4 separate regions of the Homo sapiens genome follow, and all the other regions are linked to region 2. A link is a contact called in ENCODE Hi-C or POLR2A ChIA-PET data. All regions are on one chromosome and are shown on one strand. Each heading gives the region's core, a stretch centred on a gene start or an enhancer-like site at or near the end of the contact. The rest is flanking DNA. Distances are from core to core; before and after follow the strand shown. Region 1 overlaps PRKCA (protein kinase C alpha). Region 2 overlaps PITPNC1 (phosphatidylinositol transfer protein cytoplasmic 1). Region 3 holds the start of WIPI1 (WD repeat domain, phosphoinositide interacting 1). Region 4 holds the start of AMZ2 (archaelysin family metallopeptidase 2).

Region 1 (3,463 bases), core at 109-2,608, 940 kb after region 2:
GGTCTCCCAACTGGGGCCCGGGAGTGGTTTAGAAAGCACAATGAGGTCGGATGCGGTGGCTCACGACTGTAATCCCAGTACTTTGGGAGGCCGAGGCAGGCAGATCACAAGGTCAGGACTTCAAGACCAGCCTGGTGAATATGGTGAAACCCCTTCTTTACAAAAAGTAAAAAAATTGGCCGGGCATGGTGGCGCGTGCCTGTAGTCCCAGCTACTCGGTAGACTGAGGCAGGAGAATTGCTTGAACCCGGGAGGTGGAGGTTGCAATGAGCCAAGATTGCACCATTGCGCTCCAGCCTGGGCAACAGAGTGAGACTCCATCTCAAAAAAAAAAAAAAAAAAAAGGACAACAAAGGGTTCACTTTAACTTGGCAATGGCTTCTTGGAAACCAGCAATGCACAGTGACACCTCCATTAGGGAAAACTCTGTAATTCATAATTCCTGGGGATGGAAGGCAGAGAAAAGGCTGAGTAATGACTGCAGCAAACACAAATCTAGCCAGGCACTGTTCTAGGCACCTTCCATACTTACTCATTTAATCCTCCCAACATCCCTAGGAGGTTGGTCCTTTTACCATTTCCATTTTAGACTTGGAGAAACTGAGGCAAGAGAGATGAGCTGCATGGCTCCAGGCTATACAGCTATGAAATATTGGAGCTGGGATTTGAACCCTTGAACCCAGGCAGTGTGGCACTTCCTCGCCACACCCTGCTGCCTTCTTGGAATGACGAGGTGACAGCCACGTTGCCCAGCAGGTGGGAGAAGAGGGACAGTCTTTAAGGAGAAGGGGACAGGGACAGCCCTTCATTAGAGCTAGGAGGAGCCAGGCAAGAACCCAGGGAGGTGAAAGCCTCACCCTAACTCTTTCTTCTTATTTTTCTCCCCTCTCATTACTTCCCTTTTCAGCCACATCTGAGTTTTTTACACCAGCACCCAGCTTTCCGACATGCTGGGAAACTAAGCTCTGTGATTCAGATGTTTCTTTGGAATAACAAAGTTTTCAACATAATAAAAAGGACACAAACAGCACTCAGGCACGTCAGGCCACACAAGTGGGAGAGGTTTGGGTCCCAAATAGGGTTCCAGGACCCAAGTACGAGTTCCTTCCATCAGAATGGAGGTGTTCCTCTGAAGTAGCAGGGGGTGCAATGAGAGGGGTTTACTTGGTTTTTAAACAGGAACTGTTTCCACCTCCTGGAGTGATCAAGAGGTGCCTCTTTCCTCTGAGAATGCTGGAGGGTTTTACTCCACAGGAAGAAGTTGCACAGAGGCTCAGTGTATTCAGGTGTGGCCAGCCTCTGGAGATGTGTATCCAAAGTCAACACCCTGCATTGAATCATGGGACAGGGTTTTCAAACACAGACAAGGGCGGGGTGGAGGGGGGGCAGTAACAACAGAAGCCTTGAAAGGCAGTTTTCACACACAGTATTTACCACACTCTGCAAGACTTAGGAAACCTCAAGGAATATTTTTTTTCTTTCTCATTTCCAGTATCTCTAGGTCACAAATCTCCTGTGGTTCCTCTAACAGGCACATCTGCAGGGTGAGATACAAGTTCTAGAGATGAGAAACTCTAAAAACATTATTTATTAGATGCTGTCTTTAGGACAGTGTTTTTGAGAGAGCATTAGATGTGGATTCCAGCTTGGGGTCGGGGAGTAGGGTTTCTCCCCTTGCAAATCCTCCACCCGAGCATTTGAGGGTTTAAATTTTCCAGTTTGATCTAATGCGAACATAAAAGCACTGCGACAATCTTGGGCTGATTTTAATTACGAACACAGGCAATACGCTGAGAGCACAGCTGGTGTGTGGCCCTAACCAGCTTCCCAGAAGAGAGTGGCGCTATCAGAAATGACAATAATAGACCAGGTTTTTAAAACCATTTACATGCAAGTTGCAAAATTCCCCTCCATAGTTTGGGGATAGAATGGTTGATTAGATTGCAACGATTGAGTTGGGAAAACATTAAAAAATGAGAAAAAATGAAATAAGAGTGAGAAGGATTAAGTCAGGCATTAAGAACATCAGAACAATTACAGGATTTCAGCCTATGATATATTACACTACATCATCCATATGAACACACTCATGTAGTGTAAATACACCATACTGATTGCATGCTAATGCAGATGTATGCCTATAAAACTTAAAATGAATCTTAACTCATATGTGATTGAAAGATATTAACAGAAAGAAAGGAAAATGAGCTGTCCATTTAAAGATGCACTCTTTCTGTTCATTGGATGGATGCTTTCAATACAGACTTGAACTTTAATCACTGATAGGAGGTTTTGATATTTGCTTGGTAAAATTTTATTTATTTATTTATTTATTTTATTTATTTATTTTTGAGATGGAGTCTTACTCTGTCACCCAGACTGGAGTGCAATGGTGCGATCTCGGCTCACTGCAACCTCCGCCTCCCGGGTTCAAGTGATTCTCCTACCTCAGCCTCCCGAGTAGCTGGGATTACGGGCACCTGCCATCATGACTGGCTAATTTTTGTATTTTTTTTTTTGTTTTTTGGTAGAGACGGGGTTTCACCATGTTGGGCAGGCTGGTCTTGAACTCCTGACCTCGGGTGATCCACCTGCCTCGGCCTCCCAAAGTGCTGGGATTACAGGTGTGAGCCACCGTGCCCAGCAGGTAAAATTTTAAACTAACCTAATCTGAAGAGGAGGGGAGACTGGTCTATTCTCTGGGTGATTAAGACATGGCATTTTTTTTCATGGGAGGGCCGTGGCTGCTTGGAAGGGAGCACACAGACTAAGACACAAGTAGGTGTGAGATTCAAGCTACCAGAACACGCGGTGCATCCTTAAGGGTGGAGAGCATGGCTGCAGGCTGAGGCCCGGGAGCCACAAAAACCAAGGCAAGTGTTTTGTGGAAGGAAAGTGGATGAGGAAAGAGCAGAGGAAGAACTACCTTTAAGAAGCGGACATGACAGCCCTGTAAAAGACAGGAGGAGGAGAAAAACTGCCAGGTTAGTAGGAGAAATGTTACACACAGGAAGTGCTACACACAATTAGTGGTGTGAGAAAACGAGATTGAGTACAACACAGCACAGGTTCCAATTATGATGCAGGCAGGCACAGCAGACAGACGGTGACCCCGAGACACAGCACCAGGGTCAGGAGAGAAGGTGCGGTGAACCTTCCAGTGCACTCTGCTCCGGAGGCACCCCAGGTGCAGGTCTCATTTGACCCTTGGAGGGGTAGGAAGTAACTCTTCCTTGTTTGAATAGTGAAAGGCCTAGAATCAAGCTTTATGAGGACAGGACCCTTCTCTCCTCCTTGTGGCATTTCCATGTCTGAAAGTGGTCTCACATCAAACAGCTCCACTACATTCAGGGATGTGTTTTGCTATCGGCCAGTTCACATGACGGGGTCCTGGAGTATTTGGCGAATCGACTCGTTTGAGGTAGCACATAGCAAGGTGCCCAGTAATGTTATATACAGATTG
Region 2 (3,545 bases), core at 456-2,955:
GGCCCGGCAGCTGGCTGGTGGGGAACGCGTGGGGCTGCAAGTTCTTCTAGCCAGGGTTTTATAAATTCATCCACAATGAGATCTCTGGCTCCGGATGCTACCGATTCTCTCCAGGCTTGGCAGATGGCAAATTGGACCCTTGTAGTTAAAGCCCATCTGTATCGAGGGGGTTGAGCTGGTGCCAGGGCTGTTTCCCTGGGGCCAGATGGACTTCGGCACATCTTTAGAAGGCGTCCACTCTATAGGATCAGCCACACCTGCAGGCCTCATCCATCTCGCACTGGGACAAGGCAGAGCAAAGGGCTTGTTTGAGCAGCCCGTGTAAAACTGCGTCCTCGTTTTGGATAGAATCAGTCTCCCACCTGGAAGGTGCAAGGAGAAGCCCACAGGAGAGCTTGGTCCAGCTGGGGCTGAGCTTGCATCTTGGAGGCAATCTTATTAGCTGACGTTCACTGAGATATGAAGTCTCCATGATTAATTACACTCTCAATTTGAACCACAAAGGGCAATAGCCAACAGGGGCTTGCCCTGTTAATTGAAATGAGAAGTTTTTGATAAATGCTAAATGAAAAAAGGCTAAGCAGGAACTCCAGCCAGGAATTGCTACATTATGTAACTATAACCCTCAGCCCTAAAATAGGGATGGATGAACAACACATATCACATGTCAGATTTTTTTCTCTCCATCCTGGAACTTCTCCTGAAGACTCCAAGGTGTTGCAGATCTCATTCTCATTCCCCTCCAATGAAAGTAAAGTTTAGCCCTGAATTAATGTAGGATTCCTTGAACTTGAATCTTAAGAGGGATACACATAAAACCAAGGAGCTTTCAAAGCAGCTAGTCCCCAAAGACCACTTATTAAGTGACCCTATTCATATGAAATGCCCAGAAAAGGGAAATCTATGGAGACAGAAAGTAGATCAGTGTGGTTGCTGAGGCTTGGGAGATGGGTGAGGGGAGAGGGTAGGGAGATGATAGCTAAAACATATGAGGTTTCTTTGTGGGGTGATGAAAATGTTTTACATTTGATTGTGGTGAGGTAAACATGTGATTATAGTAAAATCCACTGAACTATACATTCAAAATGGCTGAATTGTATGGTATGTGATCTATATCTCAATAAAGCTGTTTTTTTGGGTTTTTTTTTTAGACGGAGTCTCATTCTGTCACCTGGGCTAGAGAGCAATGGTGCAATCTCGGCTCACTGCAACCACCACGTCCCAAGTTCCAGCAATTCTCCTGTCTCAGCCTCCCAAGTAGCTGGGATTACAAGCACGTGCCAGCACACCCGGCTGATTTTTGTATTTTTAGTAGAGATGGGGTTTCGCCATGTTGGCCAGGCTGGTCTCAAGCTCCTGACCTCAGGTGATCCACCCGCCTTGGCCTCCAAAAGTGCTGGGATTACAGTGGTGAGCTATTGTGCCCAGCCAATAAAGCTGTTTTTTAAAAAAGAGACAAAACTAAGGAGCTTTCAGAATGTGCTGGAGAACTGACCTAAAACTTGACTTAAAAGGTCAACTGCTATGCATCAACTTAAAAAAAAACAAACCAAAACCCTAAATGCAAATCATGCCAGAAGCAGTCAATTCTTGCTTTGTTAGCAGTTAATACCTAAAGTGCTATTTTTAAAGCATTTGCTCTTGGCACTAGAATGCACCGCAAACCCTGAGCGGTTTGTGTTTTTTCTCTGCAAAATGACTCTCTTAAAGGAGTTTGACTCATAAGGTGCATCTGATGTGTAGAAAGGCACTGAAAGGCAGCTGTGGCAAGGGGAATGTTTCTGTTTTGTACCCTTCTCAGTTATAGTTCAGTGCCACAAACACTTGAAACTCATTGCTTTAAGAAGAGGGACGAGGCAAATGAGAAATTTGAGCACATCACACAAAACAATGTAATAGTCCATGGTTTTGGCCAGGCGCCGTGGCTCACACCTGTAATCCCAACACTTTGGGAGGCCAAGGAGGGCGGATCTTTTGAGGTCAGGAGTTGGAGATCAGCCTGACCAACATGGTGAAACCCCGTCTCTACTAAAAATCCAAAAAATTTAGCCAGGCATGGTGGCGCATGCCTGTAGTCCCAGCTACTCAGGAGGCTGAGGCAGGAGAATCGCTTAAACCCGAGAGGCAGAGGTTGCAGTGAGCTGAGATCGCACCACTGCACTCCAGCCTGGGAGACAGAGCAAGGTTCCATCTCAAAAAAAAAAAAAAAAAAAAAAAAAGCCTATGGTTTCTAGCCCCCAGGATGCCTTTTAGGAACTGGGGAGAAGATGAAAGCAAATGAGAACTTGCAAGAGAGGTGGCCAGAGGAAAGTCAAGGAAGGAAGCTGGGAAAAATCACCCTAGGAGCTAACGTTTTCAAGTGCTTGCTCCGTACCAGAGTCTGTGTCAGGCACTTCAGATTCGCTTTCTCATTTCATCCTTGTGATGTAATACAAAATAGATTTGGTTTTTGTCACTGCTTCCTAAGACAATGCTCCAAAAACTCCTGGAATTTCCTGAGTGATGGGGGTGACTTTTGGGATGCATAACAAGCTCCTTCAGATCACATACACAGGTGAGGGGCCCTAGATGGCCTCAAGATGGCTCTGGTCACCAGAAACACCAGGTGATTAGGGGGTTAGAACTTTCAGCCCCATCCACTGACCTCTAGGGAGGGAGGGGGTGCTGGGATTGAGCTCCATAAACGCTTAAACACACTGACCTGCTGGGAGGATGGCACACCCAGAGGGGGCACGGAAGCCCCAAGTCCCCACCCCCCAATACCTCACCTGATGCCTCTCTCCCATTTACCTGCTGCTGAGTCATATCCTTGATAATAAACTGGTAAATCTAAGTAAATGTTTTCCTGAGTTCTGTGAGCCTTTCTAGCAAATTATTGAGCCTGAGGAAGGAGTCGTGGAGACCCCAGATTAAAAAAAAAATTTTTTTTAGTAAAAAAAATAGAGATGGAGTCTCACTCTGTTGGCCAGGCTAGTCTCGAACTCCTGGCCTCAAGTGATCCACCTGCCTTGGCCTCCCAAAGTGCTGGGATTGTAGGAATGAGCCACTGTGCCCGGCCTATAGCCTGTCAGTGAGAAGTGGGGCAGCTTTGTGGGACTGGGATCTGATGCTAACTCCAGATAGACAGTGTCTAATTGAATTGAATTGTTGGACACATAGCTGGTGCTGGAGAATTGAACTGGTTGGAGACACAGAAAACACCCCAGAATTCTCATAAGCAAGCTACTAAAAGTAGCCCACTATTACCTGCATTTTCAATAATGCCCAAGGGGATGCCCCCGTGCTATTCCCAAGCTCACACTCCCATGGTTCCATCTCAGCCCTAGCCATGGGCTCCTTCAAAAACTCCTTTAGAAATTTCCAGATGGGCAGCAGGTGCAATCTCTACGTTCCTCTGCAAGCTTTTGGGGACACTTATTAGTATCACCCAAGTCTTGCAGGATGGCAGCATTGAGGGTGGGCCTGCAAGTTCCCGGCTCAGCAAACAGTCAACTATTTTTTGTGTGTGTGTCAGGGTCTCACTCTGTCACCCAGGCTGGAGTGCA
Region 3 (3,485 bases), core at 224-2,723, 810 kb before region 2:
GGTCCAAGGTTAAATATATATATATATACACATACATAAAAGTAGCTTTGTCATAAACTGGGTATTAAAAGTGGGAAATGGGGAAAACCGCAATTACTTTTGCACCAACCTAATAAATTTGAATTATGCTGATTTGAGAGACTGTCATATAACAATAACTAAAATATCATCTCAAAATTTGAAAAAATGAATTAAAAATCCATCAGCAGTTATACAATCCAAAGCTGGCAGAGCTCCTGCTTCATAAACCGTATTGACAGTAATTCCGCATGGGAACATGTACAGTACTCAGCTTTTAAAAAGAGATTCTTTGTTAAGGTTTATCTCGAATTACGTGAGTTTTGAATTGTGCTATATCTTCAAGACGTTACCCCTTTCATAAACTACACTGCCCTACACACACTTTCATTTTTTTCAGCTGCGGATCGGATAGGTCTTGTTTAGATACTTTGTGCCATTTTTGTAACTTTTCAGATCAAAGGTGCTTCCCCCCACCTTCCAGCTCCGTCAAATGCTGCAGTCATTTCTGTCCTGGTTAGAAAACCTAGAATCTCGCATGCTAGGTGCTACGTTGTTTTTGCAAATTACTGTTTAGCAGTTATTTAGTGCACAGGTCTTGAAAGCAGACATGCAGACATTCTACCATTTACTGTTACTTTAGACAAATTGTTTAGCTTTGGAGCTTCAGTTGCCTCTTCTGTATATTGAGCACAATCGTATTTTCCACACAAGTTTTATAAGAATTCAAGATGACATACATAGTACGGCGCGCTTGGCAAGTAGTGAGGGTTCTCAACCGCTCGGCAATGGATAAGATAACTTGCTATCTCTCTGGCTGAGGCAGCCCCATTTCAGGAGCTTCTCTCAATGCGGCTTGAGGACTCGACAAAAGGGTGGGGCTTTGGAGTCTAACGCTCTCTGCTAAACTCTGTAAGTTTAATAGGCAGAGTTACACATGGCAAGGGGTCTGGGCGGGGTGGGAACTAGCGCGTCCTCCTGTCACCCTTGCGGCGGCCCCGACGCAGTTGCCGGACTGAAACCAGCAGATCTGGCCCCAGCCGCATTCCTTCTTCCCTCTCCCTCCCAGCTGGGCGGCTCCGGCAATGAAAACACCGCCACGTGGGCCTGCTGCCTTTGCGTCACGCGCCTTTGTCCAATGGAGAGCCGCGTTACGAAGCCAGGGGCGGGTCGCCAGCCGGGCGGGTCCGCCCACAGCTGCCACGGATTGGCCAAGGGGGGCGGTGCCCGCCAGCCGTGGCTTGGGCTCGTGGCCAATGGTGGCCGGAGGCAGGGGCCCCGCCCTATCAGGTGCTCTGGTCCTCGGGACCAGCTGGAGGGGCGAGAAGGGGCGGGGCGAAGCCGGGGACGCGGCGGGGACGGGGCGGGGTAGGGGCGGGGTGGGGACGGGGCGGGGTAGGGGCGGGGTGGGGACGGGGCGGGGTAGGGGCGGGGCAGGACCGGCGACCCGGCCCGTGGAGCCGGCGCGGGCGGGCTGCTGAGGTGGCTGTCGCCGGCTCCGAGCTGCGGCTTCCCGGGCCGAGCCCCCGATGGAGGCCGAGGCCGCGGACGCTCCCCCGGGCGGGGTTGAGTCGGCGCTCAGCTGCTTCTCTTTCAACCAGGACTGCACGTAAGCTGCGACTCGGCCCCTGCCAGGGAGGTGGGGGACAGAGTGTCAGGACCCAGGGGTGTCGTCCTGAGAGCAGCTTGTGGCTTCCGCCTCGAGGCGGCCTCGGCGGGAGGGCCGGTGTCTGCTTCGGACGCATTGGGATCTTGTTATCCCCGTACCCCTTCAGTGGGGTTTGCCGCACCCCCCACCCCACCCCACTCCCAGTGTCCTCCCAGAGCGACAAGGTTGGGCCAAGGGTGAAAGCAGGGAGTTCGCAAAGGGAGTGGTGGGGCTGCGGGGGCCACGGAATATGGGGGGAGCAGGGCGGTGGGAAAGCCAGTGACCAAAGTGGGTGTCTGGGGAAGAGAGACAGTGGCCAAAAGAAAGAGATGAGAAAGGAGAGGAAGTTGCAAGTTGACCCAGGACTCTGTAGTTGGGGCCCAGGAAGATGAGAGTACAGGAAAAACTTTCCCATTTGTCCTTGAGCATCTCAACGTGGCATCTGGGCAGGGCCTCGGACAAAGAGGCAGCCTATCCCTGCGGCCAGGCCAGCCCCTGTCCCATCCCCGACGCAGGGCATCGTGCCTGCCCGCTCTGGATGGAAGAAACCTTTGGATTTCTTTGGCTGTTTTCACATCGCCCACCCAGCCAGGCAGGATCTCCTTCTCGGAGTCCAAGACTCTTTTCCCGGGCGCAGACTGCTTTCTCTCCAGGAAACAGGAGCTCCACCCTGTTGTTTTTGAGTGGATTTTTAATGTTTTACTTCGATGTTCACATTTGGGCTTTGAGAGGGAGCTGGGCTGAAGTGTGTTTCAGGCATCTGCAGGATTCTGTGACTTACAGGCAAACGCCTGTTTCTTTCCCTATTTTCATGGAAGCGAGCCCTGGGGACCATATGGAATCATCTTTTTGGAATGTGCACCCTGAGCATCAGGCGGGGATGACCGATTCCCAGTTTCCCACTTCCTGCTGTACCAGTTTCTGTGCCTTGGCTGCTGGTGACTGAGCTACGCTAATATTGATCCTTCAGTGGTGTAATTAAGGCCATTATGTACCATTAGCCACCCTGGCTTCCATTCCCTTTATGTTTCTGTTTAAAAACACCCGGTGCTGAACAATATGCCTTTGTTTGAAAAACCCATATGTGTAATCATGTAATCGAGTAGCTCTACAGCTTGGTTATTTGAGTGACTTTCAAGTTTTTCTTGACCACAATCCACAATACGAAATATGTATTGCAACATCACCCAATACCCATAACACATACACTATTCACAAAATATCATGTGCAATTTTCTGTGTCCTTTTTTTCTAAGCTGCTTGTGACTCACTGAATTGCGTTTTAGGATCCACTCATGAGTTGAGACCTGCAGTTTATAAAAATGCTGGTATAGATAAAATCCTGATGTTCTGTAAGAAACATTTTGCAAGAGGGCATGGCTGTTGAAATGCCTGGGTGATGTTTTCCTTCCCAATTGAACACAAGTTAAGAAAGGGGGTTAGTTTGCTTGTAAGTAGTAAATGTTCTAAATTCTGCTTTGTAACATCATTAGATTTGACAAAAAAGGGTGTTAATTTATACTCTAGCCATTAAATAACGCAAAGTCCCAGCTTTCTACAGAAATTGAATAAGAATGTTATTTTCAAAACGGTAGGGTGCTTTGAAAGTTAATTTCCTTACTCCCTACTGTTAGTTTTATTTTCTTGGATGGAAGCTCTGCTGGGCAGCTTTGCCTTGCCTATAAATAAAAGTTCTTGTCACAGTCAGTTGCTTTGAGCCACAGAGGGTATGACATTGGATTTTAAAATAAGTCAAGCCCCTTACTGAATACATTTAGGTGTATTGCCATGTCTTTTTCTATAAATGTAGGCTGAATTT
Region 4 (3,408 bases), core at 114-2,613, 600 kb before region 2:
TGAGCCCAGGAGGTCGAGGCTGCAGTGGGCCGTGATCGTGCCACTGCAGTCCAGCCTGGGCAATAGAGACTCTGTCTCAAAAAATAATAATATGAATTAACTCATCAGTGCCACATGAAAAATACTCATCGTTTCTAATGTGACTCAAAGATCTTCAACATCAAATAAAAACAAAACTAATGTAAGCCCTATCATTTCTGCAATTTAACTGCAGGCTGAGAAACTACAGCTTAGCCACTGAAGTTTATGGCCTCAAAGTCATGTCACATTAGGGAAGACATCAGATGACTAATCAAAAGCCAGCCTCACAATGACAGGTTTCTTCCATTCACATCGTGTTCCTATATAGAGCTTTCATCCTTCCTCTTGAATGGGTCCGATGTTCCACCACGAGGCTTTTTGAATTAAGGAAAAAGTTGAACATCTCTGTCTGGATCATCTTTGTCATATTTTCTAATTATTTAGATTTTGCCAGTTTAATGATAGACGATTGATGGGAAAACTTAAGCTAATGTCTGTTCTGATTGAACCTATAAATTCTGGGGTTGAAGAGGCTGACTAAAATTCCAGACCAAATGTCTCTGTACTCAAAGCTCTGATATAAGCATAGGCTCATCCTCACTCCTACACAACTGGGCTGAAATCTGACTTCTACAGGACAAAATATAAAACAAGATGTACCTTCCTGTAGTCTACCTACCTTGATTAGGAAGGAAGGCTCCCATGGAAGCTTTTAACTTACAAGGACGGACATGTCTGGGCCTGGCTGGAAGAAAGTTGTGGAGTGTGACTTCATCTTAATATTAAAAAGGCAGTGTGAAAGGTCAGGAGGCCTCCTCTTGCCTCCCAAGCCTAATCTAGGGAAGCTGCGGGAGAAGATGGGCAGGGGGCGCAGAATTCGGTCACTGCAGTGGGCTGGAGGCCTAGGATGCTTTGGTCCCAAAACCAGAACATCACGGGCAAACGGGAAGGAGCTGGCCACCCTGGCTGGTTGCCTATAGCAACTCGCACTGTGGGCTCTGGTCCATGCAGACACAACCCAGTCTCCAGCTGGGAGTGGAGTGGGGGTTCCCCAGGGACTCTCGCTTCGCCTCTTCTTCCCCAGGAGCCTCGGGAAAGGCCTCCCTGGCTCCCTAGAGGCACCGACCCCGCGGACCCCGCGGCTTCCGCCACGTCCGCCCCTCCTACATCCTCATCCCGCTCCACCGACCGCGACCGGCCCCCGCCTCTACGACCCGGCTACCCTGCCTAGGGGCCCCGGCCCAGCTCTGACAGCACCCGCGAACCGCCCTGACCCGACAGGCCTCGATACCACCCACCCGCGGCAGCCCTCACGCGCATGCGCACCGCGTCCCTTCGCACTGCGCCACGCCACGCCCACTGGCGCCACGCCCCTTACGCCACGCGCCGCGCCGCTGCGTCGCGCACGCCCTGTGGGCCCCGCCCAACTCACGACCCACCCATGCCACGCCCCTGAGCGTGCGGCCGCCTGGGCAGGCGCAGAGCTGGAGTTCAGCGGCCGCGACCCGCCTCTTCCAGAATAGAGGGTAGCGAGGGGACTACAAGCCCCAGCTGTCCACCCCCGCAGTCGCCGATTCCTCGCTTGCGCTCGCGGCGGCTCCGCGGCCCGGTTCTCGAGAGCCACAGATGCGCCCGCGTCGCTGGGGTCTCCCGTGTGGGAACGTCCTCGGCAGGCCGCGGGTTTGAGAGGCATCGCCGGCGTGACGAATGCAACCAGCGTGGCCCCAAATGAGTCGGCGGCCGCCGCAGGTTGACGTAGAGCCGCAGCGCTCCCCGGGGCCGTCACCCTCAGCACTTTCCCTTCTTTATTTGTTGGGGGCCGCGGGGGCTGGAACCCAGAAGCGCAAGTGTGGGGCGCGTCCTCGTGGCGTCCCTGGCGCTCCGAGGCCGAAACCCGGATGCTGAGGGGAGGCCGTGAGCTCGGAAAGGCACCGCGGGGCCGGCATTAGGGCTGAGCTAGCTCTGTACCCTCTGGTGGGACTTTCGGTCTCTCTGGGCCTCGCCATTCTCTTTCTTTTTCTTGCTTTTTTTTTTTTTTTTTTTTTTTTGGAGACGGAGTCTTGCTCTGTTGCCCAGGCTGGAGTGCAGTGGGACAGTCTGGGCTCAGTGCAACCTTTGCCTCCTGGGTTCAAGCGATTTTCCCGCCTCAGCCTCCCCAGTAGCTGGAACTACAGGTGCCCGCTATCACGTCCGGCTAATTTTTGTTATTTTTAGTAGAGATGGGGTTTCACCATGTTGGCCAGGCTGGTCTCGAACTCCTGACCTCAAGTGATCCGCCCGCCTTGGCCTCCCAAAGTGCTGGGATTACAGGCGTGGGCCACCGCGCCCGGCTTTTTTTTTTTTAATACGGGTTTTCACCCTGTTACCCAGGCTGGTCTCGAACTCCTGCGCTCAGGTGATCCACCCCCCCGCACCCCGGTCTCCCACAGTGCTGGAATTACAGGCGTGAGCCACGGCGCCCGGCCTGTTATTTTGAAGTCAAGCTATTTTACCATCCTCTGGATTTTCGTCATCCTAATTCTCCTTCCCAGTCTCAAGGAAAGACAGGCACATTTTCTTGATGACTTCAGCATTTGTAACCCCTTGTTGGCTCTCCTTAGAGGACATTAACTCTGAACCTTTCAACTTCGAGGATCTCTTTAGCCCTTCCTTATTTGTTCACTCTCCTGGATCATGAATTCTCCAAATTTGTCCTTTGAACCCAGTGCCCATATCCACCCTCACCTGAACCCATTCTTGAATAAAATGCATTCCTACCATGACTGTTCTCAAAGTTTGAAGTTGAGAATACCGATGCGCCACTCCTGCTTCAATGCTTGAGAAGTCGTGGGCTTTCTTCCATGTGCCTTTTGACTGGGCGCCTATCTCCCGACAGCCTGAGGTGGTGTAGCATAGGGGCGAAGGTGGTCTGTGCTTGAATCCCAAAACCCTCACTAGCGTGGGACCTGTGTCAACTACTTGACCTCTTTTGTAAAACGGAGACAATTACAGCACATCTTTTTTTATTATTATTACTTGACACGAAGTCTCGCTCTGTCATCCAGACTGGAGTGCAGTGGTGCGATCTCGGCTCACTGCAACTTATGCTTCCTGGGTTCAAGCGATTCTCGTGCCTCAGTCTACAGAGTAGCTGGGACTACAGGCACACACCACCACGCCCGGCTAATTTTTTTTTTTTTTTTTTTTTTTGTATTTTTAGTAGAGACAGGGTTTCGTCATGTTAGCCAATTTTTGTATTTTTAGTAGAGACGGGGTTTCACCATGTTGGCCAGGCTGGTCTTGAACTCCTGACCTCAGGTGATCCACCTACTTCGGCCTCCCAAAGTGCAGGGATTACAGGCGTGAGCCACCGCGCCCCACCTACAGCACATCTTAACAGAATTTTAG

Evidence for each region. Hi-C counts contacts between places; a loop is a spot of excess contacts on that map. ChIA-PET counts read pairs that join two places held with the same protein, here RNA polymerase II (POLR2A). Pooled maps may share reads with other maps.
Region 1: a loop to region 2 is called in a map with no recorded cell type, with 27 times the contacts of the local background. The contact joins two enhancer-like sites. A Hi-C loop is called at or near these places in 9 of 37 single-sample maps with no recorded cell type and 5 of 50 pooled maps.
Region 3: a loop to region 2 is called in a map with no recorded cell type, with 11 times the contacts of the local background. The contact joins the promoter of WIPI1 here to the enhancer-like site in region 2. A Hi-C loop is called at or near these places in 2 of 37 single-sample maps with no recorded cell type and 2 of 50 pooled maps. POLR2A ChIA-PET finds 5 or more read pairs at or near these places in 2 of 52 experiments (B cell and GM12878).
Region 4: a loop to region 2 is called in a pooled map, with 2.5 times the contacts of the local background. The contact joins the promoter of AMZ2 here to the enhancer-like site in region 2. A Hi-C loop is called at or near these places in 4 of 50 pooled maps. POLR2A ChIA-PET finds 5 or more read pairs at or near these places in 2 of 52 experiments (GM12878 and PC-9).

The regions. Positions count from the first base shown.
Region 1 is chr17:66,709,931-66,713,393 of GRCh38, reverse strand. All of the region lies in intron 8 of PRKCA (protein kinase C alpha), which reads right to left. Among named protein-coding and RNA genes, the nearest start is that of MIR634, 75 kb to the left of the region's middle. Within about 2 kb of position 1,358, at least 9 of the 41 ENCODE cell types and tissues checked have a DNase peak (open chromatin) inside an H3K27ac peak, as active enhancers do.
Region 2 is chr17:67,649,116-67,652,660 of GRCh38, reverse strand. All of the region lies in intron 6 of PITPNC1 (phosphatidylinositol transfer protein cytoplasmic 1), which reads right to left. Among named protein-coding and RNA genes, the nearest start is that of NOL11, 67 kb to the left of the region's middle. RefSeq lists enhancers at 1,142-1,221, 1,902-2,061. Within about 2 kb of position 1,705, at least 3 of the 41 ENCODE cell types and tissues checked have a DNase peak (open chromatin) inside an H3K27ac peak, as active enhancers do; they include GM12878, where a contact is called at or near this core.
Region 3 is chr17:68,455,484-68,458,968 of GRCh38, reverse strand. WIPI1 (WD repeat domain, phosphoinositide interacting 1) reads left to right here and starts at 1,473. Exons shown (of 13, transcript NM_017983.7): 1 at 1,473-1,627. The coding sequence starts at 1,548. It also overlaps a transcript of PRKAR1A not described here. RefSeq lists silencers at 1,031-1,317, 1,054-1,733.
Region 4 is chr17:68,245,998-68,249,405 of GRCh38, reverse strand. It overlaps AMZ2 (archaelysin family metallopeptidase 2), which reads right to left and starts at 1,363. Exons shown (of 7, transcript NM_016627.5): 1 at 701-1,363. RefSeq lists a silencer at 1,237-1,536 and enhancers at 1,751-2,296, 2,297-2,843.